Linked DNA regions of Homo sapiens: regions 2, 3, 4, 5, 6 and 7 are each linked to region 1. A link is a loop called in an ENCODE intact Hi-C map of the cell type or tissue named here. Cell type or tissue: PC-9. All regions are shown on one strand. Region 1 holds the start of LOC105377584 (a long non-coding RNA gene). Region 2 overlaps LINC02365 (long intergenic non-protein coding RNA 2365). Region 3 overlaps LINC02363 (long intergenic non-protein coding RNA 2363). Region 4 has its middle 8.8 kb from the start of SLC25A4. Region 5 overlaps PRIMPOL (primase and DNA directed polymerase). Region 6 overlaps LINC02436 (long intergenic non-protein coding RNA 2436). Region 7 overlaps ACSL1 (acyl-CoA synthetase long chain family member 1).

The links. A loop is a pair of places that touch in the nucleus more often than their neighbours do. Peaks named below come from ENCODE experiments on the same cell type or tissue, not always from the same donor. Only the 100,000 strongest peaks of a DNase experiment are listed, where the experiment ranks them.
Region 2: it touches region 1 in a loop (4-fold over the local background); 2 of 110 quality-filtered maps call a loop at or near these places.
Region 3: a loop joins it to region 1, with 4 times the contacts of the local background. A loop is called at or near these places in 20 of 110 quality-filtered maps.
Region 4: a loop joins it to region 1, with 5 times the contacts of the local background. A loop is called at or near these places in 8 of 110 quality-filtered maps.
Region 5: it touches region 1 in a loop (4-fold over the local background); 2 of 110 quality-filtered maps call a loop at or near these places.
Region 6: a loop joins it to region 1, with 7 times the contacts of the local background. A loop is called at or near these places in 9 of 110 quality-filtered maps.
Region 7: it touches region 1 in a loop (5-fold over the local background); 11 of 110 quality-filtered maps call a loop at or near these places.

The regions. Positions count from the first base shown.
Region 1 is chr4:184,262,295-184,266,294 of GRCh38, forward strand. It overlaps LOC105377582 (a long non-coding RNA gene), which reads right to left. Exons shown (of 6, transcript XR_939552.3): 5 at 2,704-2,790; 6 at 335-511. It overlaps LOC105377584 (a long non-coding RNA gene), which reads left to right and starts at 3,352. Exons shown (of 2, transcript XR_007058414.1): 1 at 3,352-3,496. RefSeq lists enhancers at 2,281-2,350, 3,529-3,608. In PC-9, CTCF peaks have their summits at 2,027 (motif pointing right) and 2,231; DNase peaks (open chromatin) are centred at 2,077 and 3,947; H3K4me3 peaks cover 908 bases; H3K27ac peaks cover 1,194 bases.
Region 2 is chr4:184,595,315-184,599,314 of GRCh38, forward strand. The region is part of intron 1 of LINC02365 (long intergenic non-protein coding RNA 2365); the gene reads right to left. Among named protein-coding and RNA genes, the nearest start is that of LINC02365, 28 kb to the right of the region's middle. In PC-9, no CTCF peak of the experiment used is centred here; a DNase peak (open chromatin) is centred at 1,617.
Region 3 is chr4:184,342,346-184,346,345 of GRCh38, forward strand. The region is part of intron 2 of LINC02363 (long intergenic non-protein coding RNA 2363); the gene reads right to left. Among named protein-coding and RNA genes, the nearest start is that of LINC02363, 9.6 kb to the right of the region's middle. RefSeq lists a silencer at 2,904-2,973. In PC-9, no CTCF peak of the experiment used is centred here; a DNase peak (open chromatin) is centred at 1,656; H3K4me3 peaks cover 945 bases.
Region 4 is chr4:185,132,437-185,136,436 of GRCh38, forward strand. No RefSeq gene overlaps it. Among named protein-coding and RNA genes, the nearest start is that of SLC25A4, 8.8 kb to the right of the region's middle. In PC-9, a CTCF peak has its summit at 2,180 (motif pointing left); no DNase peak of the experiment used is centred here.
Region 5 is chr4:184,693,499-184,697,498 of GRCh38, forward strand. PRIMPOL (primase and DNA directed polymerase) reads left to right here. Exons shown (of 14, transcript NM_152683.4): 14 at 1,024-1,454. The coding sequence ends at 1,281. It overlaps CENPU (centromere protein U), which reads right to left. Exons shown (of 13, transcript NM_024629.4): 13 at 587-1,903. The coding sequence ends at 1,790. Among named protein-coding and RNA genes, the nearest start is that of CENPU, 39 kb to the right of the region's middle. In PC-9, no CTCF peak of the experiment used is centred here; no DNase peak of the experiment used is centred here.
Region 6 is chr4:185,093,821-185,097,820 of GRCh38, forward strand. All of the region lies in intron 5 of LINC02436 (long intergenic non-protein coding RNA 2436), which reads left to right. Among named protein-coding and RNA genes, the nearest start is that of LINC02436, 44 kb to the left of the region's middle. In PC-9, a CTCF peak has its summit at 2,434 (motif pointing left); no DNase peak of the experiment used is centred here.
Region 7 is chr4:184,811,313-184,815,312 of GRCh38, forward strand. The region is part of intron 1 of ACSL1 (acyl-CoA synthetase long chain family member 1); the gene reads right to left. Among named protein-coding and RNA genes, the nearest start is that of ACSL1, 13 kb to the right of the region's middle. RefSeq lists enhancers at 3,598-3,777, 3,918-3,977. In PC-9, no CTCF peak of the experiment used is centred here; DNase peaks (open chromatin) are centred at 1,429, 2,329 and 3,819; H3K4me3 peaks cover 2,617 bases; H3K27ac peaks cover 3,082 bases.

The DNA.
Region 1 (4,000 bases):
TTTCAAGTACAGTAAGTCCTCACCTAACATCATGAATAGGTTCTTGGAAACTGCGACTGGCAAAAGTACGAATATAGACAAGATTTACGTACAGGTATGTTCATCCTGTGCTATCCGTTATAGAAGAAATATTGGTTATAAAATTATGTTTGTCAATAGATTTAAATATTAGGAAACCATTAAATGTCATGTTTTCAAATGGTAATATCTAGGGACTATACAATATAACGTTTACAAAAATAAACAGGACACAAAACTGTGTTTATAATACAATAAATAAAATGTGTTCTATGTAAGATATATAATGTATTTATTATATATAGTATTTGATTAATATATAGTATATTATTTATATATTATAAATACATACACATATATAGAAAAAAGCTGGAGGGAAATACACTCAAAATACTAACAGTAGTTTTCTCTAGGTGGCGGGATTATCAGTGATTTTTATATTCTTCCGATTGCTTTTTCTATTTTATCGGTTTTTCCACACGAGCCTGAAGATCTGCCAAAAAGGAAAGAATATGTTGGCCAGGCTGACCCAAGTTTTGTGGTTTCTGTGACAATTATACTTCTAATTCTAAAATAATAAACTGACATCATTTTTAACATCTTAGATATTTTATTGCAATAAGTAATATATTCATAATGAAAAATTTGGCAAGTACAGAAAAGTCAGAAGAATTAGGGAGAGAGCTGTGCAAATTTCCACCAGTCAGAAGGAAAGGCTGATACTGACATCCCACAGTTGTCTGAGTCATGGGGTATGTTTGCCATGGAAGTGCCTCATGAGCTGCCACTGGGGAGCCTGAGGACTGGCTGGGTCATGCAGTCTGGGTGAGATGCTGCAACAGAAACCACCCCCCACTACCAACCAACTTGAATCAATCCCCTTGTACATCATTAGAGTTTCACATAACAGTGCACCTGAAGAAAGGCTCCATCCATGGCAAAACAACAACAAAAAAAGCAACCCTTGGTTACCACCATCTTAAGCCTCTTCCCTAAAGCTAAGCATTTAGGTTGCTTCCAGTTTTTCTAACCACAGACTGGAAGCCAGAATAAATGTCTCTGTATAGTCATCTTTGCTCACATTCTGCCTCTGTGATGGAAATTTCAAGAAAAAAGTAACCATCATTTTCAAAGCTCTTGATATTTTCAAACTGCCCACACAAAAATCAACCTGTTTACCTCCCATCAACTTGCCCATCTAACCAAACCCTGCATGCATTGAGCACAATGTAAAACAATCTTTAATCTGATCGATTTAAAATGGAGTCCCTTGTTGTGCCTGTCACATTTTAAGGAATGTGTGTCCCTTGGGGATCTCTTCCAAGAACCCTTCCGCCAGTACAAGCTGCCATCCCGCCAGCCCCTATGTAGAGGACATGGCACCTTCCCACTAAAATGATGCTGGAGTTCTCCAAGTGGACTTGGGCTTGGATTTTCTTCTCACTAGGCTCCCAGGCAACCACATGATTGAACTCGCAGAAGGCCAGGCTGTGGAATAAGCTCCCAGGAAAAATGGCAGAAGCCAGGGTCTAACATACCCCGCTTCCCAAATACTCTAGAGCTAGACTCTGAGAATGGGAAGGCGTCCTGGAGAGCAATCATCTTTGAGGCCTTTGGCTACATAAATTACGGCTTTGACCCCTGGACCGGAAATAACTCTACCAGTTAATGATACAGCCGGGACCCAAACCTGGTGTCCTGGGAGTCTTAGCCCGGTGACTTCCCCACTACTGGCCTCCAACCCTGGCATGACGTCAAACGCAGCAGAAGTGAGTCCTGACCCATCACCCTTCTGTCTGATCACAGACCCTCCACGTAGGGTCCGTCAACATCATCGATATCTAATAACAATAAACAAGGCTTCTTGACCGAGGGGGCGAGCGGGGACTGAAATCTTCCTCAAAGACAGGGCCACAGTATAAAAGCAGAAAGAAAACAAACTGGGAGAGATGCTCCTCAAGCCGGAAGAGCTCTCAGAACTCAATTTTAGAAGTCAGCATGTGAATGGCCACAAGGGGGCGCGCTGTTTCCAAAATCTAGAAACTACAGTCCTAATCCCCGCGCCCCAACCGGCTTTCAGCTGAAATGGCTTCAGCTTTAGAACATCAAAGGGCTTGTGGCAAGGATTTGCTCACCAAATCCACTGGCTCCCATTCAGATTTTGTGCCAACCTACAGTCTACAGCTTGTAGTCACTAGGAGCTAAAGCTTTCAATTTTTGTCCCTAGATTATTGTTTTAAAAGTAAATACGGTACAATGGAGAAATACATACATGTGTGACATATATATACATATGATAATACATCATGTATATATGTATGTATACTTAAAACAAAAACACAAGTTAAAAAATGTGTATTATCAGCAACAGAATTTTAAATATATTTTAAACATATACAGTACATATTTAATATACACCATATAAATAGAATATAAAACATTTTTAATGTTTTAATATAAAATTATATATAGTACATATTTAAATATTTTTAGGTATATAAAATACATATTTATTGTATTTATATAGCATTGTTTACATTATATATTTAAAATTCTTTCTGTTGAGTGATAAACACATGCTTGAAAGCTCAAATTATATTTAAAACACCTATTAAATATATTATTATATTTATATGTACAGTAATATAATAAATGTATTTTATATATAATAATGATTTAAAGTACTTGTTTAAAATTCTCTATTGCTGAGTGATAAACACATGCTTCGTAACTTCTCTGGTTCTGTTTTATTCATTATAATCCTCAAAAACCCTGAAAGAAACAGAATAACCTTTTTATTGACCCACTCAAGTTATTTAATTTTTATGTTTCCCTAGCCCATATCTGTTCACGTATAGCTGAAAATAAAAAAGAAACGGTGGATTGAAATTGAAGGGAAATAGACAATAGTTATTGTTCCTAGCTTAATTGGGAGAGAAAGCCAGAGTAAAATAAGAGTCTATTGCAGCTAAGAGGAAGAAGTTCTTTAGTCTCAACCAAATATGTAAATATAACATCTCTCTTCTAATATTTTTAGTGCTAATTCCTAGTATAGAGCTGATTAAGGGTGGGGGAAGCACATATTTAATGGCCATTATTATGCTATTCTGAGGAAAATTCTCTCAGTGTCTAATATTTTAAAAATGGGTTTTAATTAGATCTTATCAGCAACCCTAAAATGCAACTTTTCTCACCCTCCAGAAAACAAAACAAAACAAAACAAAACTCACACCATCCCCAAAACTAGGCTTGATGAATAACCACATGGAAAATATGGAAAGATGTTTCATTAACCACACGGCAGATGGAACTAGGTGGGAGGAAAACCTACCACAGCTTCTCTTAATGGCATATTCAGGCTTTACTTCAGAAAAGGGAAGCATCTAAAAAAGATTGGAAGAATTTCTCACCACTCTGCAGGCAGCTGTCTCCTCCCAGCACCCAGGACCTGAACTCAGAAACTACCAGCAACACAGACGTGAGTCATTCTTGCTGCTATGCAGTTACCCTTAGTGCTGTCCACCCCTCGTCCCATCCCTCTTTTAATCTATATTCATTCAGAGAAAGGAGCTTAAAAAGCAAGCAAAGAAAAATCACCTGTGCGGAAAGTAGAAGAAACTGCTGCTGGCTCATCGCATTTTAGGAAAAACAATGCGCACGAGTAAAGCAGTCTTAGTAAGAGAAGAGTAGGAAAGAAACACGCTTAGCAGCATGTTAGAAACTAGTTTCTCGTGCCCTCCTTGGACTCAGAATACAATACCAGAGAACAATCAGATAAGGCAGGAAAAGTTAGAAGTTTGGGGAAATAGAGCTTCCGTAGGCAACTGTGAGGAATCAGGAACAGGCTGGGAGCAGGCACTGCCCACCTGTCCTACCCCGAGAGCACCAGGATAGGACTCCACACAGGAGGACCGGACCTCGATGATGAGCTCACCCTCGCTCTTAACAAGCACTGGCTCTCTACAGATGTCACTTCCTTTAA
Region 2 (4,000 bases), 330 kb after region 1:
GCAAATTAAGACAATAGCTTTCCCACTCTGTCCTGGGACTAGGTTAACTTCCTTTTAATTCATTTATTTTTAAGTTCTAGTAAAATTTAGTAATAAAAACTTTACCTATTTATCATGCACACAATATGTTTTCAAACATATGGTTTTGAAATATATATACGTCATGGAATGGTTCGATTGAGCTAATTAACATATGTATTACTTCACATATGTAAAATTTTTTGTGGTAGGAACACTTAAAATATACTGTCATAGCAATTTTTAAGAACACAATACATTATTATTAACTATAGTTACGATATTGCACAATAAATCTCTTGAACTTACTCCTCTTTGGCTCTCCTTCAAGTTGGTTTATTTAAAAGGTGTATTGACATGTAGTTCTCTGGCCATCTTGAAGGCAGCCATTGGAAAACAGGGTCTCGGCTGGGCATGGTGGCTCACTCCTGTAATCCCAGCACTTTGGGAGGCCAAGGTGGGCGGATCACTTGAGGTCAGGAGTTTGAGACCAGTCTGGCCAACATGGTGAGACCCTGTCTCTACTAAAAATACAAAAAATTAGTGGGGTGTGGTGGCGTGCACCTATAACCCCAGCTCCTTGGGAGGCTGAGGTGGGAGAACTGCTTGAACCCGGGAGGCGGAGGTTGCAGTGAGCCGAGATAGCACCACTGCACTCCAGCCTGGGCAAAAGAGCGAGACCCTGTCTCAAAAGAAAAGGGGAGGGGAGGGAAGGGAAAAGACGAGGTCCCTGACATTGATTCAGATGCTTCGTAAGGACCAGAGATCATCTGCTCTTCTGCTCTTTTGTCCAGCTACTCTAAAGGAAGGGCCATTCTGGGGCCCAATCCTTTCTGACCTTCTATCTGCTTGGCTGATGCTCCCTACACGGGCTGCTCACAAGGCGGGAACTCTAAGGACTGGGTGTGAGTTGTACTCTCAGGCTGTTTTACAGGCGTCTGCTGTCTGCTAGACCCTAGCACACGCTTTGGCTTGTTTTTAATTTAGTGTCCTTTTGGGGAATCGTGTAGTGGGGGACTAGTGAAAAGAGGAAAGCAATGGGAACCAGAAACATCTGGATTCATGTTCCAGCTCCACCTCTTCCTGCTGGGTGACCTTAGGCATGCTCTTTAACCTCTGAGCATTCATTTCCTCAGTTATAAAATTGGGCTAATAATAGTTCATAAGAATCATGTGAGAATTAAGGGAGATGATGTTTATAAAGTGCTTTGCATGGAGAAGAGTAAGTACTATGATAAGCATGTGTAGCAAAACGATATTAGGAGATGTTAGCTGACATGCCCTCATCATCTGCATGCCCTCTTCCTTCTACTCTACTTCCTACTCCCACACTGCCAATTTGGCTTTTAGGCACGAGACCTTCTTGGCCCCCAGGAGAACTATCTCAGCAGAACTAGAGGACAAGGGCATTCAGTTATTGGGTTTCATGTTTAACAACCAGGTGTGACACAGAAAGATAACACAGACCCAATTCTACCCACCCCTGCCCAGCCTGCCTCGGTAAATATGCTCCAAGCAGGAGAGGGAGAGGACCTGGTGACAGGAGCACTGGAGTGAGTCACTGGTGTGGGCCTCAGAGCTGAGTCCACTCTGAATGGACTGAGCTTGACCTGACTGACAAGTTTTCCGCTAATAAGGCTCAGGTAACTTGACTTAAACAGAGAAAATTAAATTTCTGGGATGCTGGAGTTGGTGGATTGAGAAATGTATGCTTACCATGCAAGGAATGTATCACCCCCTGAAGAGCAGAGATAACCTATAAAGATCTTAGACGCTGCTTTTTGGGCCATTTGCTGCCAAGAATGGACAAGTTTGGTAATGCAGGAAACCGTGCTGCTTCCCTTCAGGAATAATGCTGGGGACTGGCTGGGAGCTCCTTGCCTTTGATAATCTTTTCAAAACTATCCCATCATATTATGAGACTGAGTCTACCTTGATAGGTGAAGGAAGAAAATATGAGTTGCCAAGTCCAAGGCAAGATGCTCCTCTCATTTGATCTGTGTAAGATAGGGGTAAATATCCCATTATACTTTGGAGAATAGTAGCAATAATAATAATAATAGCTTTCATTTATTAAGCACTTATAAGTCTACACTTTTTTTTTTTTTTTTTTTGAGACAGAGTTTCGCTCTTGTTGCCCAGGCTGGAGTATAGTGATGCGATCTTGGCTCACTGCAACTTCCGCCTACTGGGTTCAAGCGATTCTTCTGCCTTAGCCTCCCAAGTAGCTGGGATTACAGGTGCCCGCCACCATGCCTTGCTATTTTTTTGTATTTTTATTAGGGACAGGGTTTTACCATGTTGGCCAGGCTAGTCTCAAACTCCTGACCTCAGGCAATCTGCCCGCCTTGGCTTCCCAAAATGCTGGGATTACAGGCATGAGCCACTGCGCCCAGCCACTGTCTACACTTTTTTTTTTTTCTTGAGACGGAGTTTCACTCTTGTTGCCCAGGCTAGAGTGCAATGGTGTGATCTTGGCTCACTGCAAGCTCTGCCTCCCAGGTTCAAGCAATTTTCCTGCCTCAGCCTCCTGAGTAGCTGAGATTACAGGAGCCCACCACCGTGGCTGGCTCATTTTTGTATCTTTTTAGTAGAGACGGGGTTTCACCATGTTGGCCAGGCTGGTCTCGAACTCCTGACCTCAGGTAATCCACCTGCCTCGGCCTCCCAAAGTGCTGGGATTACAGGCGTGAGCCACCGCACCTGGCCCTGTCTACACTTTTTAATGAGTAAACAAATATCCATTCTTTCTTCCACTAATGACATAAATTTAAGGGGATAAAAACCTCTGATTGCCTTACTTTTTTACCCCTGATGGACTAGAATCCTGAAAATAGGTGGGCTGAACGGAACCTTTGAGTGAGTGTACACCCAGGCATGTGCAAACGCATGCACACGTGCACATACATAAGCATACACACGCCGAGTCAGCCCACTGCCCCTCCTGGCCCTGCCAGCCTTTGCCGGCACACCCCTCTGTGCAGCCCCATCAGCCCTCTCCTTCCTCACAGGACATGGTTCTTACACTTGGGTTCAAGGAGGTCTACAGCAAACTCATGGTCAAATGGCAGCTTAGTCTCTTTATATACACAATCCTATTTCAAAGCAATCTAAGAAATAGAAAGCATTGCTTTCTCTCTCATCTGTGATATTTGCCTCTTTCTGGAACGTATCATTGCCCAAGAAATTATCTAGCATAAGTTAGCACTGATAAATTGCTAACTTTAGCTAGAGAAAAAGCTCATTTTGAAGACTTCAGGTGTGATTTTTTGAAAAAATTATTCATATTGACTATTTGGAAACTAAAGCTGTGTCCTTGCTGAAACTTTAGACAAATGCTGCTTGTTGACAAACAAGGATGTGCTTGAGCTGAAGGTGATGTGACTGACACATTTATCAGGGAGGCAGTGGCACTGGAACACTGCAGAGGACAGTGGCGGCTGCCTCAGGCTTTTCCTTGCAGGTTGTATCTTTGGTTACTTTTCCTGGAATAGTTCTAATACTGACCTTTTAGTTACAACTAGAAAATAACATTGCATTAACCTCCTCTCCGTCAACAGCTGAGCTGGAGAGAGCTGAGCGGCTCGGTGTCCAAGCGGTGGATTAAAACAGCACACCAAGACGAAAGTGAGGCTTTCATCACCTCCTGCAGTGACATAAGCAAGAGGCAAGTGGCAAGAGTGTTGCCTCCTCCACATTTTATTTTTCCCCCCAGAAGAGCACCAGGAGCAGGTCAGATGGATCAATAGGGGTCATCTCACCACTGAGGGAACCCCAGCAAAAGGCTCTTGCAGGTTTGTTGGGGAGGAAGAGAAGGGTGAGGGCTGGAGGTGTTAAAATACTGAATGCTGAGTCAGGGTGATGAAAAATGTCTTCATGGCCCCCAGCAGCGTGGTCTCAGGAGAGACCCCAAGAGAGACCTCAGCTCACGGTCTGCAGATAAGGACGTCTCTGGGTGGTGTGTCTGAGCTAGGAATGCAGA
Region 3 (4,000 bases), 80 kb after region 1:
GCCAACCCAAATGGAGTCACTCATGTTAAGTGCCACGTAATCAAACTAAAACTTTAAAAAGCAGTAAAATCCCAAAACAGGCCAGGTTGCCAAAAAGAAAAAAAAAAAAAGGAGTCCAGTCAACCTGAGTGGCATGATAAAGCAAGTTCCCTCTGTTTTAATCCACACAATGAAAGCAACCTGAAGTAACCAAGATAACCAGAAGTAACCAAGTAAGCGGATATTAACCAATATGCTTTTTGTACTATGCTGTTTCCTTGTTCCTGCTCAAACTACCTTACAGAATCTTACTGTTCTGCCATTCCCAGTGGAGCTCTTGTCTATTTTATCAACTAGGTGCTGCCCAGTTTATGAATTGCTAATAAAAGCCAAGTAAGCTGGGTGCAGTGACTCATGCCTGAAATCCCAACACTTTGGGAGGCTGAGACAGGTGGATCGATTCTGCCTAGGAGTTCAAGACCAGCCTGGGCAATATGGCGAAACCCCATCTCTACAAAAAAATACAAAAATTAGCTGGGCATGGTGGTGGCACATGCCTGTAGTCCCAGCTACTCAGGAGGCTGAGGTAGGAGGATCACTTGGGCCTGGGGAGTCAAGGCTGCAGTGAGCTGAGATCTTGCCACTGCACTCCAGCCTGGGTGACACAGCAAGACCCTGTCTATAGATAGATAGATAGATAGATAGATAGATAGATAGATAGATAGATAATTATTATAACTGATAATTAAATGAAATAATGTATTTGAAATGCCCAATATATAAAAGACACTTATTGAACGGGTACCTACTATTAATGTCATTATGGTTATGAACAGAGATCTCTCAAAAGAAAGTCTCTTGCTCAAGAATACTTGTCATGGTGACCTCTTTGGTGGAGGCTGCAGGGTATGTGACAAGGAACTGAGTTTTGTTGTCAAACTTTTGGGAGAAAGACTCGCTTACTCTTTCCTTTTGTAAGCCCACAAATGCAGCTGGGGTAAGGAATTAAAATGAGATTGTATTTGATTTGCCTTAAAATTCGCGTTTACCTTATAAACGTGTATACTGGACAGTGTCCAGTCAGCAGAACGGAAACTACCCTAGGAATTTCAAGTAGAAGAAAGTTAACCTAGGAAATGGGCTGCAAATGTGTTGAAGAGCTGGAGGAGAATAAAAGGGGAGAGCTGAGATCATTCAGAGACCAGTAACTGCAGGAAGCTACTACTACCGTCCTAAGGCTGGCTGAACAAAAGGAAATATGGTGTGATCCACAAAGAGTCGGTGATTGCTCGGTGGCTGAAGCTGCTGTGATACTTGCTGCTCCACGGCCGTTATTGGAAATCTTTCAGGAAGCCGAGAAATTAAACTCCCACCAAGGGCTGCCTGTCACGGACACTGATGCTGCCAGATCCAGAGCCCAGGAACGCCCTGCTGCAGAGGCTGCGAGAGCACTCCCTGCCCCCACTGCTGTTGAAACTCCACCTGAGCAGAAACTCAGTCACCTACTGCCGCTGCTACTGCTATTGCCGCAGCTGCTGCCACTGCTGCTACTGCTGCCACTGCCAGAGACTTCAACAGAAGGAGAAATAAAATCAGCTTCTTTCTCCCTTCTACCCTCCTTCCAAGCTCCCACCAGTGTCTCCCATTGGCAGAGGCTACTGGGAAGCAAGCTGGCTGGGGATTCTGGGAAATGTAGTTTGCAGGCTTCCAGCTCCTACAGAGAAGGGCAGGGAGAGTGGGGTGGCATTGAGAGCCGACAGGCAAACAGGCAGTACCATGTGAAACACAGACGTTTCGCAGAGCGCCGCTGCGTGTGTGCCTCTCTAGATGCTTTCCGTTTGGGTCTCGTTGAAGCAAAGTGAATGTATGTTGAATGTTTCAAAATTCTTAATGGAATACTGTCACACCACATTTAACCATCTGGCAATCAAATCCCTATTCCTTCTGGCCATTTACTCCTTTCCTCCTTAGGTTTGGCATTGGATGTGTAAATTCTGGAAAAAAAAAAAAAAACCTTTGCGTTTCACACTCCACTTTGCAGAACACCAGTGGAGTCTTTCCGGTCTCCTGCCTCTTATCCTCTTGAAAGTGCTTCATTAAATACCCAAGGGGCTGGATATATTGCATGGGACATCTTACGCAAAGGGATACATAGATTCCTTGTATTCCCTTAAGTAATCTCAAAAGATGCTCCTGGTTTTTCTTCAAAATTGTCTACGATTTTTTATTTTATCTATGATTACACACCTAGTCTGCTACATCTGTGATAATGCAAAAGGCTATTCTATTAAACTAGCAATGGCTGTCCCTTATGAAATGAGGTCACTTCCTCTTTAGACCTGAGCACTGAGAACATTAGATTATTCTTCGATTTTCTCTTAGGTTTATTGAGCCTGATTGTTCCTTCATGGGCTGAAATCATGCTGCTCTCTCCAAGAACAGCCCTGAGGAGGGGGCGAGTGGGAGGCTGTGATAGCTCAGAACCACTCCAACAAATAAATCAAAATCCAAAATAGAGCTGCTGTGAATTGGAAATCCTTCAGTATTTCGGATTTCCAACTCAGAGCATGGTCAGAGCTCAGGAGGAAACTTTGTTCCTACCCCAGAATTGGATCCTCAGGTAAAATCAAGTGACAGAACAGCGAGGGTAGTCATAAAGACAGAAAGTGAAGGGAGGCTTGTTTTGCCAGGGACAGTCCCACAGCCTTGCCATGGAGCCTCGTGTCTGCCTCCGCACCTGGCTGAGTCGCCCAGTGCCTGGTAGGCCCCTCCTATGGCAGTGACAGTTGCATGAGGCAGAGGTAGGGGCAGATGCAGGGGTGGCCAGTGGTCCAGTACAGGGTTCAAGGGATGCAGCTGCCTGTGAGGCCATCACAGGGATGAGGGATGGCATATTTCAAAGAAGTTTAAAGACAGAAACCAACAGGTATCAAGTTCCTATGATGGGACAGGCATGCTCTATCACTTTTCATTTTAATCCTGACAGTAACCTTATGACATTATCTCCTTTTTAGAAACAGGAAAACAGATGATCTTGCATCTGGCAAGCCACCTAGCCAGGACGCAATGCCCTGTCTCTGACACCCACATGCCCCTGAGGCGAATCCCGGCACTAGCTCCTCCTAGGACAAGCAGGAGGGACAAATAACCTTCACTGATCAGCTGTCATGCGCCAGGCATTGTGCTATGTGTCTGACATATGTTACCTACTTTAGACCTCCCCAGCACCCTGAATCATAGGTCCTGGTGTTCCCATTTTACAGGGTAGGAACATAAAGTCGAATGTTATAAATGTGTACAGGCAGGGGATTTGAACCCGGGCTTACTTATTCCAAAGCCAGATCTTTCTGTGGCATCAGCAGCTTCCTGATCTATTTTGGGAGTGGAGATGTAAGCATTGAAGGTCAGGAAGAGGGCTGGGCAGAGCAGGCCAAGAGCTGGATGATTGGTTTGGACACAGTGTGTGGAAACAGGAGAGCCTTGGGGCCTGGGGTGACTGTGCACTTGTCACAGCTGTCTTGCTCTTTGTGGCCTCTTCCCTGCCAGTGTCTCCCAGGGGTTAAGAAAGGCTTGAGCCGCTTTTATTTTTCCCCTAGAACAAGGTACAACAAGGCTGAGGTCCCAGCCAAATGTTTCTGGGCCCACAGTGGGCCCTCTTGCTGCCGCTCCTCCTGCCTGCACCTAAACCTGTGGGACCCCATGTAGCAAAAGCTCCTTTCAGCACAAGCAAGGACTCCCTTCTCAGGAGGCCTCCCTCCTCAATACAGAGGTCAGGGCCAGAGCCTACTCTTTAATTCATATCCCCGAAGACCCTTTACATCACTTACACCCAGGAGAGGGTCCATAATTATCTTCCCACTAACTGAAAAAACACATTAACCTTTTAAAACAAAATCCCCAGGGTTTTAGGAAAAGTGTAATCACTGAGGTCAACTTCGTGGGCTTACACTGGGATTTGTGAGCAACATTTTAAATAACTAAAAAGCATTAAGTAGTTAGTGACATCTAACAAAATATAAAA
Region 4 (4,000 bases), 870 kb after region 1:
CCTTAAATTAGTCTTGTAATTGAATGCAATCCCAATTAGAAATAATTTTTACATTAGACATGGTAGTACTGATATAACCACCATTTGACACCCATTAGGATGGCTACTATCAAAAAATAGAAAATAACGGGTTGGTAAAGATGGGGAGAAATTGGAATCCTTATGTGCTGTTGGTGAATGTGTAATGGTACAGCCACTATGGAACACAGTATGGGGGTTTCTCCAAAATTGAACATAGAATTATGTGATCCAGTAATTCCACTTCTGGGTATATAACCAAAAGAATTGAAAGCAAGATCTCGGCCGGGCGCGGTGGCTCACGCCTGTAATCCCAGCACTTTGGGAGGCCGAGGCAGGCAGATTACAATATCAGGAGATCGAGACCATCCTGGCTAACACGGTGAAATCCCGTCTCTACTAAAAATATTTTAAAAATTAGCCAGGTGTGGTGGCAGGCGCCCGTAGTCCCAGCTACTCGGGAGGCTGAGGCAGGAGAATGGCGTGAGCCCGGGAGGCGGAGCTTGCAGTGAGCAGAGATAGCGCCACTGCAGTCCGGCTTGGGCGAAAGAGCGAGACTCTTTGTCTCAAAAAAAAAAAAAAAAAAAAAAAAAATCTCAAAGAGATGTTCTTCACCCACGTGCATAGGCAGGATTATTCACAACAGCCAAAAGGTAGAAGCAACACTGTCAGTGGATGGATGTATGAATAAACAGAATGCAATACATACATACGATACTACATTCAACCTTAAAAGGGAAGGAAATTCCAACATATGCTGCAACATATAGAATGAACCTTAAGGACATTAGGCTAAGTGAAATATGCCAGGCCCCAAAATTACATACTGCATAATTCCTCTTATATGAGATACCTAGAGAAGTCAAATTCATGGAGACAGAAAATGGAATGGTGGTTGTCAGGGGTGGAGGGATAGGGGAATAAGGAATTATTTAATGGGTACAGAGTTTCAATTTTGCAAGATAAAAAGAGTTCTGAGGATTGTACAACAATCTGAATGTACTTAACACTGCTGTAATGTACACTTAAAAATTGTTAAAATGGGGCCAGGTGCGGTGGCTCATGCCTATAATCCCAGCACTTTGGAAGGCTGAGGTGGGCAGATCACTTGAGGTCAGGAATTCGAGATCAGCCTGGTCAACATAGTAAAGCCCTGTCTCTATTGAAAATACAAAAATTAGACAGGCATGATGGCACACACCTACAATCCCAGCTACTTGGGAGGCTGAGGCTGGAGAATTGCTTGAACCTGGGAGGCGGAGGTTGCAGTGAGCCGAGATCATGCCACTGCACTCCAACCTGGGCAACAGAGTGAGACTCCTTCTCAAAAAAAAAAAAAGTTAAAATGGTCAATTTCAGCCAGACATGGTTGCTCATCCCTGTAATCCCAGCACTTTGAGAGGCCAAGGCGGGAAGATTGTTGAGCCCAAGATTCAAAACCAGTCTAGGCAACATAGCAAGACCCCATCTCTACAAAAAATATAAATAAATAAAAATTAGCCAGGTATAGTGGAGCATGCCTGTGGTCCCAGCTACCGGAGAGGCTGAGGCTGGAGTATTGCTTGAGCCCAGTAGGTTGAGGCTGCAGTGAGCTGTGATCACACCACTGTACTCCAGCCTGGGCAGGAGTACAACAGCAAGGCCCTGTCTCAAAAAAAATTGAAAAAAAAAAAAAAAAAGGTCAGTTTAATATTATGTGTATTTTACCACAATTTTTAAAAGAAACACCCCCCCCTCCCCAAAAAGAGTTCATTCCTTTTTGTGTGTGTGTGTAGAGACAGGGGGCCTCACTGTGTTGCCCAGGCTGCTCTCCAACCCCTGGCCCCAAGCAATCCTCCTGTCTTGGCCTCTTAAAGGGCTGGGATTACAGGCATGAGCCACCCCACCCGGCCTATCTTTTTACTTTTGACCTATGTGTGTCTTCATAGTTCAAGTGCCTTTCTTGCAGCAGCATATACTTGGGTCTTGCTTCATTTTCCCCATTTGAAAATCTCTGCTTTGACTTAATTATTTCCCCTATTGTTTTAAGACTGCACTGTATGTCTTCTTAAGAGTAGAAAGGGTTTGGGTTTTTTTCCCTTAATTTTGTGTACTATTGACAGATCTTTGATAAAAATTAGAAACTTAGAATACTATTCTGAGAATAGCTATGTGTGACCTCCCTCTAGTGGCCACATTGAATAATGTTATGAAATGCAAGCATTTCTTCAGAGCTGAGCTTCTCCACGGCAAGCTATGCACATTGAACTATTAATTTGACTTCATTGTTGTCTGCAACTGTGTATAAACTGGTATCACAGTCCTGAGAGACACTCAGTGCCTAAATAAGCCAAGAGGGGGAAACTTGGCCTCCTTGGAACCTGGAAAAATAGTAGCCACCTAAAATAATTAATAACAATTACGGTGTCATTAGCCCTTTAACATGTAATTCAGAAACACATGTAGTAGTTGGCATATGATAGTTATGGTAAATAAGCAATGGAAACGATTAATTTCAAGGACATGTAGAAGGAGGACAAATAAAAAGTATAAAATAAAATGGCAGAAATAAAATTTTAAAATATGGGCAGTCATTCCTTTGCAACTTCTTTTGAATCTATTTCAAAATAAAAATTAAAGAATATCAGTGGTAATAATAAATGAAAAATGGATCCAAACTCTATAGTAAAATAATGAGAATTTTTCTGAGCACGTGACACATTCCTGTAATCCCAGCACTTTGAGAGGCTGAGGCGGGCAGATCACCTGAGGTCAGGGGTTCAAGACCAGCCTGGCCAACATGGTGAAACCCCATCTCTACTAAAACTACAAAAATTAGCCAGGTGTGGTCGCGGGTGCCTGTAATCCCAGCTACTCAGGAGGCTGAGGCTGAGGCAGGAGAATTGCTTGAATCTAGGAGGCAGAGGTTGAAGTGAGCCGAGATCACAGCACTGTACTACAGCCTGGGCGACAGAGCGAGACTCCATCTAAAAAAAAGGAAAAAGAAAACGTAGAGGTTTACAGGGGATATACTTATACAGAATGGTTGAAAGTAAAGAGTTAGAAAAATATAAACTAGGCAAATACAAACCGAAGGAAAACAAATAGCTCTATTAATTTGTGTGTGGGGTGGAAGACTTTAAGGCAAAAGGTATTACTACAGATAAAGAGGGCCACAACTTAATGATAAAAAGTTAAATTCACCAAAAAGATATAACAATTCAAATATTGTATGCTTTTATTTTTAATGAATTAATTAATTAATTTGAGATGGAATCTCACTCTGTAGCCCAGGTGGGAGTGCAGTGGCGCTATGTTGGCTCACTGCAACCTCCACCTCCCAGATGCAAGCAATTCTCCTGCCTCAGCCTCCCTGGTAGTTGGGACTACAGGCATGTACCACCACACCCAGCTGATTTTTGTATTTTTAGTAGAGACGAGGTTTTACCATGTTGGCCAGGCTGGTCTCGAACCCCTGACCTCAAGTGATCTGCCCGCCTTGGCCTCCCAAAGTGCTGGGATTACAGGAATGAGCCAATGTGCCTGGCCTATTTATTTATTTATTTTGAGACAAGGTCTCACTTTGTCACCCAGGCTGGAGTGCAGTGATGCGATCTTGGCTCACTGCAACCTCCGCCTCCTGGGTTCAAGCGATTCTCCTGCCTCAGCCTCCCGAGTAGCTGGGATTTAAAGGTGCCTGCCACCATGCCTGGCTAATTTTTGTATTTTTGGTAGAGATGGAGTTTCACCATGTTGGCCAGGCTGGTCTCAAACTGCTGACCTCAAGGGATCCACCTGCCACGGCCTCCCAAAGTGCTGGGATTACAGGCTCACCGCGCCTGGCCCTTGCATGCCTTTAAAAACAAAAGGCTTGAAATATATAAAGGAAAATTCAACAGACCTCAGGGAGAAATTGATAAATCTACCATTAAAATGACTATTGTTTTATATGGCAGGCAGACACATAACAGAAGATCACATTTCTGCTAGTATAACTGCTCTT
Region 5 (4,000 bases), 430 kb after region 1:
TTTCAGTTAACATTTTGCCTCTCCTGCTTCATCTTGTTTTTTAAAACAAATATTTTAAATTACCAGTTGGTGTTATTTATACCTGCTTTTCTATTGCACTGATATTTCATTGGTCACTTGATTTTAAATTTACTATAAAGGCCTAACCTACAGAAATGTACAAGAATAAGGAACTCTGCTGTCTGTCCTCTATTGAGATCTGCCATTTGTTAACACTTGGCCACATTGGTTTTCTCCCTCTACTGTATACATACGCATTATTTTTGATGACTCTCTTAAACTGCAGACATCAAAACCCTTCATCTAATATTTAAGCACGTAGCGGAAAGAATAAGACATTCTGTAGCTTTTTTAATGACAGGGGGGTATCATGTTGCCCGGGCTGGTCTCAAACTCCTGGCCTCAAGCAGTCCTCCCGTCTCAGCCTCCCCAGTAGCTGGGATTACAGGCACGTGCCACTGCACTGAATAAGGACATTCTTTACATAAATAATGTATTGGGCGGATCAACTAAATGTCTATACTGAAGACATTCTATGGTAAAATAATTGATACAATACTATTATGTAATATACAATCCAGTCATATTTTGGCAACTGTTTTTAATCTTTTTTCAATCCATGTTTACGATTTGCTAAATACTTTAAAATTTAAAGCATGGGTACTAAGTCCATTGTCAAGATAGCAAATTTATCTTCTGATTTGTCTTCAGCTGGACTGTCCACTTGTTAAAAAATTAAATCCACCCTTGCTCTTCCGTCGGGGAGTATTGAAAAGTATGTGCACAGAACTGTAGGTAATTTCAAATTTGGAGTTTCAAGTGTGTCTGAGCTTCAGTGCAGCAACGTTTGAATCAGTGCACTCATTCCCACGGTGAGATATCGGAGACAGCATTCCTCCTGCATATTCACTTTAGTATCTGTCACTTAATACCTTACTTCAACATAGAGTATAAGGTTAAATCACATATCCTGAGTAAATATTTTCCTATCCCACTCTCTATCCCTTCACCACTGAAATAAAGGAAGAAGAGTTTACAACAGATGAAGCAGATGAAACTAGGAGCAATGAAACCCAGAATCCTCATAAACCATCACCTAGCAGGCTGTCAACAGGTGCATCTGCTGATGCTGTCTGGGATAATGGCATTGATGATGCTTATTTTTTAGAAGCTACTGAAGATGCTGAATTAGCTGAAGCTGCAGAGAACAGTCTTCTCAGTTATAACAGTGAAGTGGATGAAATTCCTGATGAACTAATTATAGAAGTATTACAAGAGTAACTAATTCACTATGAACACTTTTGTCACCAGGCTATAATTTGCCTGATGTCTGTGAGATTTGATAAATATATCATTCAACCTGTTTATATAAACTAAGTTTTATTACTTTGCTTTCCAATTTTTGTTTTTTACTTCTGTAAACCAATTTCATTAAAAATTAGCTTTGGTGTAAATTCAGGAGAAATCGCCTTATTAATTAATCAAAATTATGTTCACATCAACTTAATTTTACAAGTTTATTATAGCTCATACCTGGGACCGATTAAGGTGTCAACATTTTAAAATTACTCAAGATATTAACCAGAAAAGATGATTATGGCCTTTAAAACTATTGGACAAACTGATGCTATTTAACATTGTTCACAGCCATTTAATTTGAATAACAAATTTTAGATTCTAAGTAGGCCATAACTTCTTTGCAAAACAATTGATTTATAAAGGTACAGTTTCAGAAGGTAACAGCATGAGACTAGTCTTCCTATAGGCACATTTTAGTAGACTGCTCTTCTCATCCCTGGTCAAGGAGCTTCTCTAACTGATGGTTGATATTTCGCAGATGGCTTTCGGCTCCCAGAAGTGTTCTTGCTTTAAATAACAGAGCTGGAAGGCTGGATGAATCATACTGTTGAAAGAAAATTATATAATTAGCAATATCAAAAACTCATAACCTTGTCCTTAGATAGCCCAATCTTATGACTAATGCAAATTTTGATTGAGCTTTCCATTAACTACTCCTCCTCTCATTTTTAACTAGGACCATTAAGACAATTGGTTTTAATCCATTTCCCTTAGAATATAATTGATCACAAAGTTGCTAGGGAGCTGCTCTGCAAAGCTTGAACTGATCTTCTTATCCCAGAAGACCAGCTGATTCAAAGAATTGTATCATCTCTATTACTGGAGACAGGAAATCACATCTGGGACATGTCAAGGCTTGGTTTGGGCAGGTCTGCTCGTGCTGTGTAGAATCTGCTTGATATCATGTCTATTTTAAAACACAGAAAACTGTAAGACAGGTTTTACTTTAACTGAAATAACTAATGGAATGAGAACACCAGATCCATAAAAGTTCTTAAGGAAAAAAGAAAACCCAAATCTATCATCTCAAGAAATTATTTATTGGGAGAATCAATTAAATGTCTCAAAGGCTGCCAATCCAAATGTTCTTAATGATTCATGTTAAAATTAGAATACAAACCCAACATAAAATACAATATCCAACTCATGATTTTGAAATAATTAACAAAGTCAAACTTCCAGTTGCAAATTGTATCTAAGGGTGCATGATTAAATTCCTCTTACAGAATTTTGTCATACTTTGATAGTTTGCTGTTTAATAGCATGTTTTCAAGATGACAGCAGAAAAGGTGTCATGCTGTGACTACCACACACATGATAATGGAATTTTATACAAATATTTGACAAACTAATGTGTTCAAGCTCCCATGGGCACCTGCTCTAGGGAGGAATAAAGGGGAAGAAGTCACATTTGTCACTAAATGTTTAGAGTAAGACATATGCCCAAATATCTACACTTAATAAGGCAAAAGGGACAGTTAATACAAGAGGAGTGCAAGAAGGCATTGAGCTCACTCTAAGAACAGGACGCTCATCAGGTGGTGTGTTCCAAACAAGGCAGAGACACTAAACCTCGCTTTTAACCAAAGTATTATGTTCAAGCTGAATCAATGCTACAGATAACTTGCCCAAATTTAGTAACAAACTCCAAATCATAAGCTTTGGACTACTTAGGTAATTAAAAAAATACCTTTAAAAGCATTCTATTTCTGGATCTCTAATATATACACAAACCTTAGGCTCAGGAAAATTAATTTAGATCAGTGTCAAAACCTTAACATTGAATTTAGAAGTGAATACAAATCTGATCATAAAATATGTATACATTACATATATATATATTATATAAAATTATATTAGGGCATACAAATACAAATTTCTTTCCTAGAACTTAAACATTTCTATTAATCTGAGGCAGATGGCATAACAGTAGCAAAGTCTGCAGTAAAAATCCAGAAGCAACTACAAAATGTATTAAAACAATAAACTTGTTTTCCCATTATATTCCTTTTTAATGTTCCTTAACTTTTTTTTTTTTTTTGAGGCAAAGTCTTGCTCTGTCACCCAGGCTGGAGTGCAGTAGTGCGATCACAGCTCAGTGCAGCCTGGACCTCCAGGGCTCAAGCGATCTTGCCACCTCAGCCTCCTGAGTAGCTGGGACTACAGGCATACACCACCACACCTGGCTAGTTTTTGTATTTTTAGTAGAGATGGGGTTTCACCATATCGCCCAAGGCTGGTCTTGAACTCCTGGGCTCAAGGGATCTACTTGCCTCAGCCTCCCGAAGTGCTATGATTACAGGTGAGAGCTATCACACCCGGCCTGTTTCTTAACTTCTAAAATCCTACCTACCACTTATACGGGAAAATAGCTTGTTTTTCATATGCAAAAGATGCCGTGAACATGGGCTAGACCAAACAGAAGAGGCTGGTCTTTCGAACATGGCTGAGTGGTCTTACATGAATGAAAACTGTAATACAGCAGAGTGTGATTTTTCAATTGAGATTTATACACAGAATAAAAACTTCCCTTGATGAAATTCAGCTGTCCGAGTGAAAATACCTTACACAATCAGCAATTCTAGACATTACTCCTCCAGCCTTCATTAAGTAGCTAAGAAAAGTGCTGATATAATGAAGT
Region 6 (4,000 bases), 830 kb after region 1:
ACATCCCTACTTGGCAATACTCCACGCATATTGTTACAGACACACACTGAGAAAATCACGTCTAAGACTCCATGGGGAGAGAACAACACAAGCTCTATGTTGGGTGTTTTTCCTGGATTCTGCTCTTTGTGCTTCTTCCCTTGGCTGATTTTAATCTGTAACCTTTCCCTGTAATAAACCATAACTGTGAGTATCACAGCTCTCAGTGAGCTCTGTGAGTCCCTCTAGTGAATAACTGAACTCAAGGGCGGTTTTGGGACCGGTCCCCCAAACCTGCGATTAGTGTCAGGAGAGCAGTGGGTCTTATAGAGGGCTGGGTTCCCTCTAACTTTGCGGTTACCTAAACCCCCAAGGAGATGTTTCTAAACTTTAGCAGTATGATATCTCAATAAAGATTATTTTTAACGTATGGTCATTTGTTTCTCATAGTACACAATAATATGTGTGTAGGTGTGTGTGTGCACGCATGTGTGTGTGAGTATACATATATACCCCCGATGGACCACTGTGCTTTTAATATTAGGAAAGAAAGAATCTCTCAAATAGGCAATTTTGAAGCCATCTTAATATTCTATACTCTAAAGTTTAAAGGTATAAATTGTTCTTTATAAACTTAGAAAAGGCTGGGCCTGGTGGCTCACACCTGTAATCCCAACACTTTGGGAGGCCAAGGCAGGTGGATCACTCCTGAGGTCAGGAGTTCGAGACCAGCCTGGTCAACATGGTAAAACCCTGTCTCTACTAAAAATACAACAAAATTAGCTGGGCATGGTGGCAGGCACCTATAATCCCAGCTACCCAGGAGGCTGAGGCAGGAGAATCGCTTGAATCTGGGAGGTGGAGGTTGCAGTGAGCCAAGATCGTGCCATTGCACTCCAGCCTGGGCAACAAGAGCGAAACTCCCATCAAAAGAAAAAAAAAAACTTTGAAAAAATTATGAAGGAATGGGCATCAACTAACTAGCAGATGTTATCTAGGCAAAGTGGGATGAGATAAGCAAAACAGGGCCTGCTATTTATCATTCTCTGTAGATATTTAAGTGGTACAATTAGGGGTCATTTTGGTCTTTTTTGTGTTTTTCAGGATTTCTCTAATTAATGAAAATATATACTGGGAAAATGTAGACGTTTTAAATGTTATTCCTCGAATTTCTCCTTTCGGATAAGAAAACTGTATAAACACAGAAGAGAAGGCAGTACTCTGAAGTTTTCAGCAAATTTAATTGCAAGAGTCCAGTCATCTTATTGTAGCTCCCTCTGCAGCCAATTGTGTGATTCCTTCCCTCCTTTTTGTTGTCTTTCCCTTTCTACAGACATTTATTGAGCACTTGCTAGGTTTCAGGCTCTCAGCTGTGTTGCTTTGGGAACAGAGTAGTTTAGCAGTAGCCCTGTTCTCTACCTAATAGATGCCAGCACCCTGCCCCCAGTGTGACAGCCAAAAATGTCTCCAAACATTGCCAAATGTGCCCTGTGGGCTAAATGTCCCCCAGGTGAGAACAACTGTTTTAAGAAAACAAATTTCTAGATCATCAGCTCATATACATATTCTTTCCTAAAATTAACCTGCGCCCATTATGTTAAAATTAACAAGATTTCATTAGGCTGGATCTCCTCTTCCTGTCTCTTCTTTTACAAGCAACCTTCTCCTACTTTACAAAAGGCCCCCTCTTTCCCATCCAGAATCTTACTGCAGTGCACTGCCTGGGAGTGTAAGAATCCTGGGCCCCAAACAGTGAAAACTTCTAACCCCCTAAGCTGACTCATTCAGGAATGCATTTCCAATTAATTTCACTTTTTGTTATAACTATTTATCAAAAGTAATACGTTTATGGTGTTGGATAACTGTATGTTAGTAAAATTTTGACGTTCAACACCTTTGGTCACGAGAAATAAAAAATAAAGTATCTATATACATACTCTTGTTGCAGAGAAGTACAATAGGGTGATCACAGCTTTTTGATTATGAAATATTTTATATTAGTATAAAATTCTGTAGAGGAGATAAAATGGAAAATGAGATTCAAGGAAAAAAGGAGTAATATAAAGCATCCAACTATGAAAGATGAGCTTGTTTCAGAATTTTTAAAAACAGATGATGGTGGTTATCGACCCCTATAATGTTTTGTATTCTATTAGATGTATGTAAAGATTGATATAACAATTTTATTTTAAAGTTTCTACAGTATGCCAAAAGTTACATCTCCTCGGTTATTTAAACTTTTGTTGAAATATATGTAAACTTAAAAGTTTGTGGGTGATGCACATGTTTTCAAAATGATTGTAGGGGTACATGAGTAAAAGGTTTAAAAGTTGCTCACAATAGCTGTAAACTATTAATTCATTTGGCAATCAGTGAAAAAAAAAAAAAAAAAAAATGCAATGCTCAATCTAAACCAAGGACACTCTGCCACCTGGTGGCTTAGAGATTTTCATAGTCACCCAGCAGGAATCAAAAGCTCTCTTACTCCAACCATGTATGATAATGATAATGAACTGATTAATAATATGTAGAATCAGAGATTATTTGATGATAAGAGATATTCATACAGAGAAGGAAATAAAATGATGAATTTTTAATATTATAATTTCAAATTCAGGAAATTACCATTTGTAGTTTTTTTACTGGCTGGGTTAATACCTAAAATCTCTCACCTAATTTCAGCCTAGGCTGCTCTTGAACTCCTGGGCTCAAACGATCCTCCCCTGTCGGCCTCCCAAAGTGCTGGGATTACAAGCTTGAACCACCATGCCCAGCCTCAGAAATTTTTTAAATGACAGCTCATACAGTTTTCTTTTATAAAGGTAAGTAAAACAAACAAAGAAAAATATTGATCATTTTGTAGTGAAGAGACAGAAAAAAATTTATTTCACTTAACGGCGCTGTAGAAAAGTGAAATGACCAAAGATTCCATTATTTATATAGTACTTCATTGAAAAATAACATATATGTAAATTCTTATTACCTGCTTTCAATAATTTACATGTATGTTATTTTTGAAATTCTATTGACCAATGATGTGTTATTTTAATTTGTTAATCTTTCTGTCAAACACACACACACACACACACACACACACACAAAAGAAAAGAAAAAGAAAAAGAAAAAGAAAAATGGACCTTGTCATGGTAAATCCAGGTGCTATAGTTCTAACTTCCTGAAAATTATTCAACAGTTCCCTCAAATTACACACACAAAAAATAGATTTTTTAAATGGTCCGATTTCTAGCATAAGTGAGTCAACTTATATGAGCATTTTTCTACTGTATTGTATAGACAAGTTGGCACAGGCAGAAGAAAAATATCTTCTCAAGATGCAGCTTCACAATCTTCAGAGTTATTGATAACATACAAACCAAACTACAGATGATTTCAGAACTCTCCATCACTTTAACAGAAGTGTCAACTAAAGTATATTTATATCATATCTCTATCAAAAATATTTCTAATTTAATAGACACTTAAATAATGATTGGTTTTGTAATTCCCTTGAGGAGGAAGTAACCAGTATAGAAACAAACAGAAAGTAGAACATTCACCTTCATCAAATACCTACTGGAAAGTGGTCAAGAATTAGAGAAAATTGTAATGAAACAAATTTGCCAATTTGACTTCAATTGTGGTTAAGGTAGAGATGGGGCTGATTCTTCTTTCATTACAAAACCTATTTTAAAATGTAACATTAAATAATATTACTTAATGTCTCTGGGTGAAGACAGCATGTTATAAAGTCAGGAATCCAGCCTCAGCTTTTTCCTCTTTTTTAATTGAAAACTTCACATTTTTAAATTCTTTGCTTTACCTTGATTAATTTTCCCATTCTTTGGACTTCTAAATGAAAACAAGAACTCTTCTAGAATTCGGAGGGTTTTTTGTTTATTTGCATTATTGGTGATACTTAAAAGAAAAAACTCAATATTTATTTAAATATCTTAATAAAGTGTGTGTGTGTGTGTGTGTGTGTGTGTGTGTGTGTGTGATAACTTTAGTCCAAAGCTGGGCT
Region 7 (4,000 bases), 550 kb after region 1:
CGTGTTGGCCAGGATGGTCTCGATCTCCCGACTTTGTGATCTGCCCGCCTTGGCCTCCCAAAGTGCTGGGATTACAGGTGTGAGCCACCGCGCCCAGCTGCACAATGCTTTAAGAGCCCAGGATTCAAACCCAGATTTCCAACAACAGATGAACGGATCAAAATGTAGTCTATACAATGGAACATTATCCAACCTTTAAAAAGAAGGAAATTTGGATACATGCCATGACATGGATGAAGCAAAGGACAAATACTACATGATCTCACTTCTAGGAGGTACCTAGAATCAGCAAATTCACAGAGACAGAAAGCAGCAGAGAGGTTACTGGGGGCTGGGCAGGGGGAGGAGGAATGAGCGTTATTGCTGAACGGGCACAGAGTTTCAATTCGGGATGACGAAACATTCTGGAACTAGATGGTGGTAATGGTTATACAACCCTATGAATGTACTTCAAACCACTGTGTAACTGTATACTTAAAAATGATTAGCATGACAAATTTTATGTTATATATATTTTACCACAATAAAAAAAGTTTAATTATTTTTAAAAATTGCTTAAGTGGATACAAATGGACAAAAGAGAAGTAATTTTGAGCCTGAGAATGAATGGCAAAACACTGAAGAGACACTGGGAGGAGGAGACAGGAGGGTGATTTGTGAGCAACCGGCCCAACCTTCCAGGGTCCTCAGGGCCCTCCTTCATGTGGGAGGAGGCGGCGGTTCCACAACTACCCAGAAATCCTACACAATCCCCTCTATGAGAAGCAATCAGTCCTTCCTCTGAACTCCAGGACTTCTTTATTTGTAACCCCTGTGTGGTACTTAGCACCTCCTGTCTTACACTTACAGCGAATGGTACTTAGTACCTATGTAGATGCTTCTTCCTCTCCCCGGCCAGGGTCTCCTCCCATCTGTCTTTATATGCCCTTGGTTCTTAACACAGTCCCGAGCCAAGGACAGGTGCTTAACAAACATCTACTGAGTCATGAATGACCCTCTGTGATTCTGACCGTGTCAGACCCTCTGTGATTCTGACTGTGTCTCTGCAGCAAGTCCCTTGAGGATATATTCATAGAACAGTGATTCTCCAAAAAGAAAGGGGGTATTAAGCATTTTCCAACTTCAGTAGTCTCCTTCTACCCGCCACCAGACTCCTACACCGCACACCAGAAAGGAGTAGAGAACATCTCCTGGCTGACTGGGGGAAAAAGAAAAGGGTGCGAGCCACTGATGTAAAGGGGACATAAAAATATTCTCTTGCTCTTATTTTGATCATGTTTTATATTTCTCAAATTGTTTCACTTATGTAGAATGTCAGCCCAAGACTGCCATCAACTCTAAGGGCTACTGTCTTTAGAAGACGCTGAGATACAGTGAGATTTGGACAGACGACTGATGATTCATTTAAAACAAATCAAGGCTGCCCCGGGGGAAGGGAAGAGATCAAATAAGTACTTTTCTTAAGTAAAACAGCAAATATCAGAAAGGCTTGAGCCCAGAGCCCCATACCAGGGCTGGACTCCAACTTCTGTGAGTTTTCTATGACAGAAAAGAGAATCTTCCAAACCAGGGAAACAGACAAGACTCAAGCACAAGATCCAGAGTCCCACGCGAGGGCTCTAGTGAGGAGAATGCTCCCAGAAACACAGAGCTAGTGGGCGGCCACCTGAGATGTACGGAATGCTGACAACAGGATATGCCCAACATTCTCCAGAGCAAACAAAACAAAACAAAACAAAACATATAGCTCTCCTCCCTTCTCTCTTCACACACAGCTGCAAAGATCTGTCATGTACATCCACTTGAGAAAATGATGATTATAGTTAGGACATGCCCCATGACGATATCCAGGTCATGTACAGCCTTTGCGTGGGACAGCAGGGCTAAATTTTGGCGGTACATATTTAAGAGGGCAAGTTTCCATTCAAAAAATTTCCTATGAGAAGAAAGATGATTCCACTTGTCTTCCAATACTGATTGAATAAGGCTAAGCAACTGTTGTAGATATGTCACAATGAGGCAGATAAGTTTACTGATAAGAGCTAGAGAAGGCAGCCAACTTGGGCAGATAGCCTCCGTCAACAGCTTTGTGGCAGCGGATGGAGACAAAAAGATCCGCTTTTTAGGCTGACGCAATCCTTCTGCAAAGAGCAAGACAGAAAAGGCTTGTGTAGACTAAACTTCTCACTCATGAACTGGATCAATACGGCATGTTATTTCAGCTGATGTTCAGCACAGGAAGAGTCGGAATTGTGTCTCTATGACCGCAAGTTGAAGAACATGACAGCATGTTCTAAGGGTATTAGGCAAGACAAGCACGGCCTGTTATTACGAAAGCTAAAGAAGGAAATAAAAGGCTTTTTGCCACTGAAATAATCCAGAAGACTCTTCACCTTACTGGACTCAGCTAACCACAAAGTAAGCCCTGAAGCAAGAGACCACACCAGGAGAAGAGAGCACAACTGAACAGCAGAGAGGATCAAATGTCCTTTCACAGTAGCCAGAGCTGGCCCCAAGCTATGCAGGCACTTTCCTCCTCCGAGGGCCATGGATGGAGAGGAAGCTCCACTTGTTTGAGAAACTGCACGCAGAGAAGGTACCTAGATCCTGGGGTCCTCTCAGGTGCTCTGCCCAAAGTCAGGATCTTCCCATCTTCCCGTGGTGACTATGGAAATAAACAGAATATGAACATGTAAGGCTGGGCACAGTGGCTCACGCCTGTAATCCCAGCACTTAGAGAGGCCGAGGCGGGTGGATCACGAGGTCAGGAGATCAAGACCATCCTGGCTCACACGGTGAAACCCCGTCTCTACTAAAAATACAAAAAAATTAGCCATGCATGGTGGTGGGCTCCTGTAGTCCCAGCTACTCGGGAGGCTGAGGCAGGAGAATGGCATGAACCCGGGAGGCGGAGCTTGCAGTGAGCCAAGATCGTGCCACTGCTCTCCAGCCTGGGCGACAGAGCGAGACTCCGCCTCAAAAAAAAAAAAAAAAAAAAAAAGGAGAGTGGGAACAGAGGAGAGCTACGCCTCTTTCCATCATGAACATCATGGTAGCTTCTCCAAGACTATGTAAGAGAAGGGAAAAGATGGCCACACAATCCTGGCGTCCAGGACTAAACAATCAAGTTTCCACCTAATACCCAAAACCCCCAGGGAACAGTGATATATGAAGAAAAGAGTCAATGTTAAAACCTTCAATTCTATGTGGCGAGTCTATGGGTGTTTTTACTACTATGTTGTTGTTCTTTGTATGTTGCTGTATTTTTCCCAATTTTTTACTATGGAAAAATTAATATAAAACTTGCCATCCTAACTATTAGCTGTATTTTTAAAAGTTTCTCCAGATAAAGAAGCTATAAGTGAGTCAGGTCAGTTAATGTCCTCCTGTATTTATGTATTTCCCACCTGCTCCACGAAGGATTTAGGTAGTGACCTGTCCTCAGAACAGAATGACAGATAGGATATAAACCCCTCCTGGAAAATATGTAGCTATGCTTTGCCCCGTCTGCCCACGCTGGACCCGGCTCAGCCACTGACCTGCTATGTGAGCCACTTCCACTTTCGTGCCTCTTTGAAAAAGGAGTCACACCACAAAAAAAGAAGCAACACTCTGAACATTCCAGGGGGATAACCAACTCTCCTTAGTTCCTGACAATCAGAAAGCCTGAGGATAAAATACTTACAAGGTTTTCTTTGCCTTCAGCAAGTTTAGGATATCAATGAAGACAAACACACCTGCAAGAGTTAACAGAGCTACAGAAGACAGATCTGATAACCACGGCAGGTAGGGCCCTGGTGCTCCAGGAATCTAGGGGAGGGAGAAAACAGTACGCATGCACCAGGCATCCGAGGGAGGGCTGTCCAGAGAGCTGAGGGTGGAACCAGGCCAAGTCTGAACAGGCAGAGACAGGAGTGGGTGGAGAAACACCAGCAACAGCCAGACAGTGCTGTGAGCAAAGAGGCAGGGAGGAGGCCCTGAAGGAGCGGCAGGTGGGCTG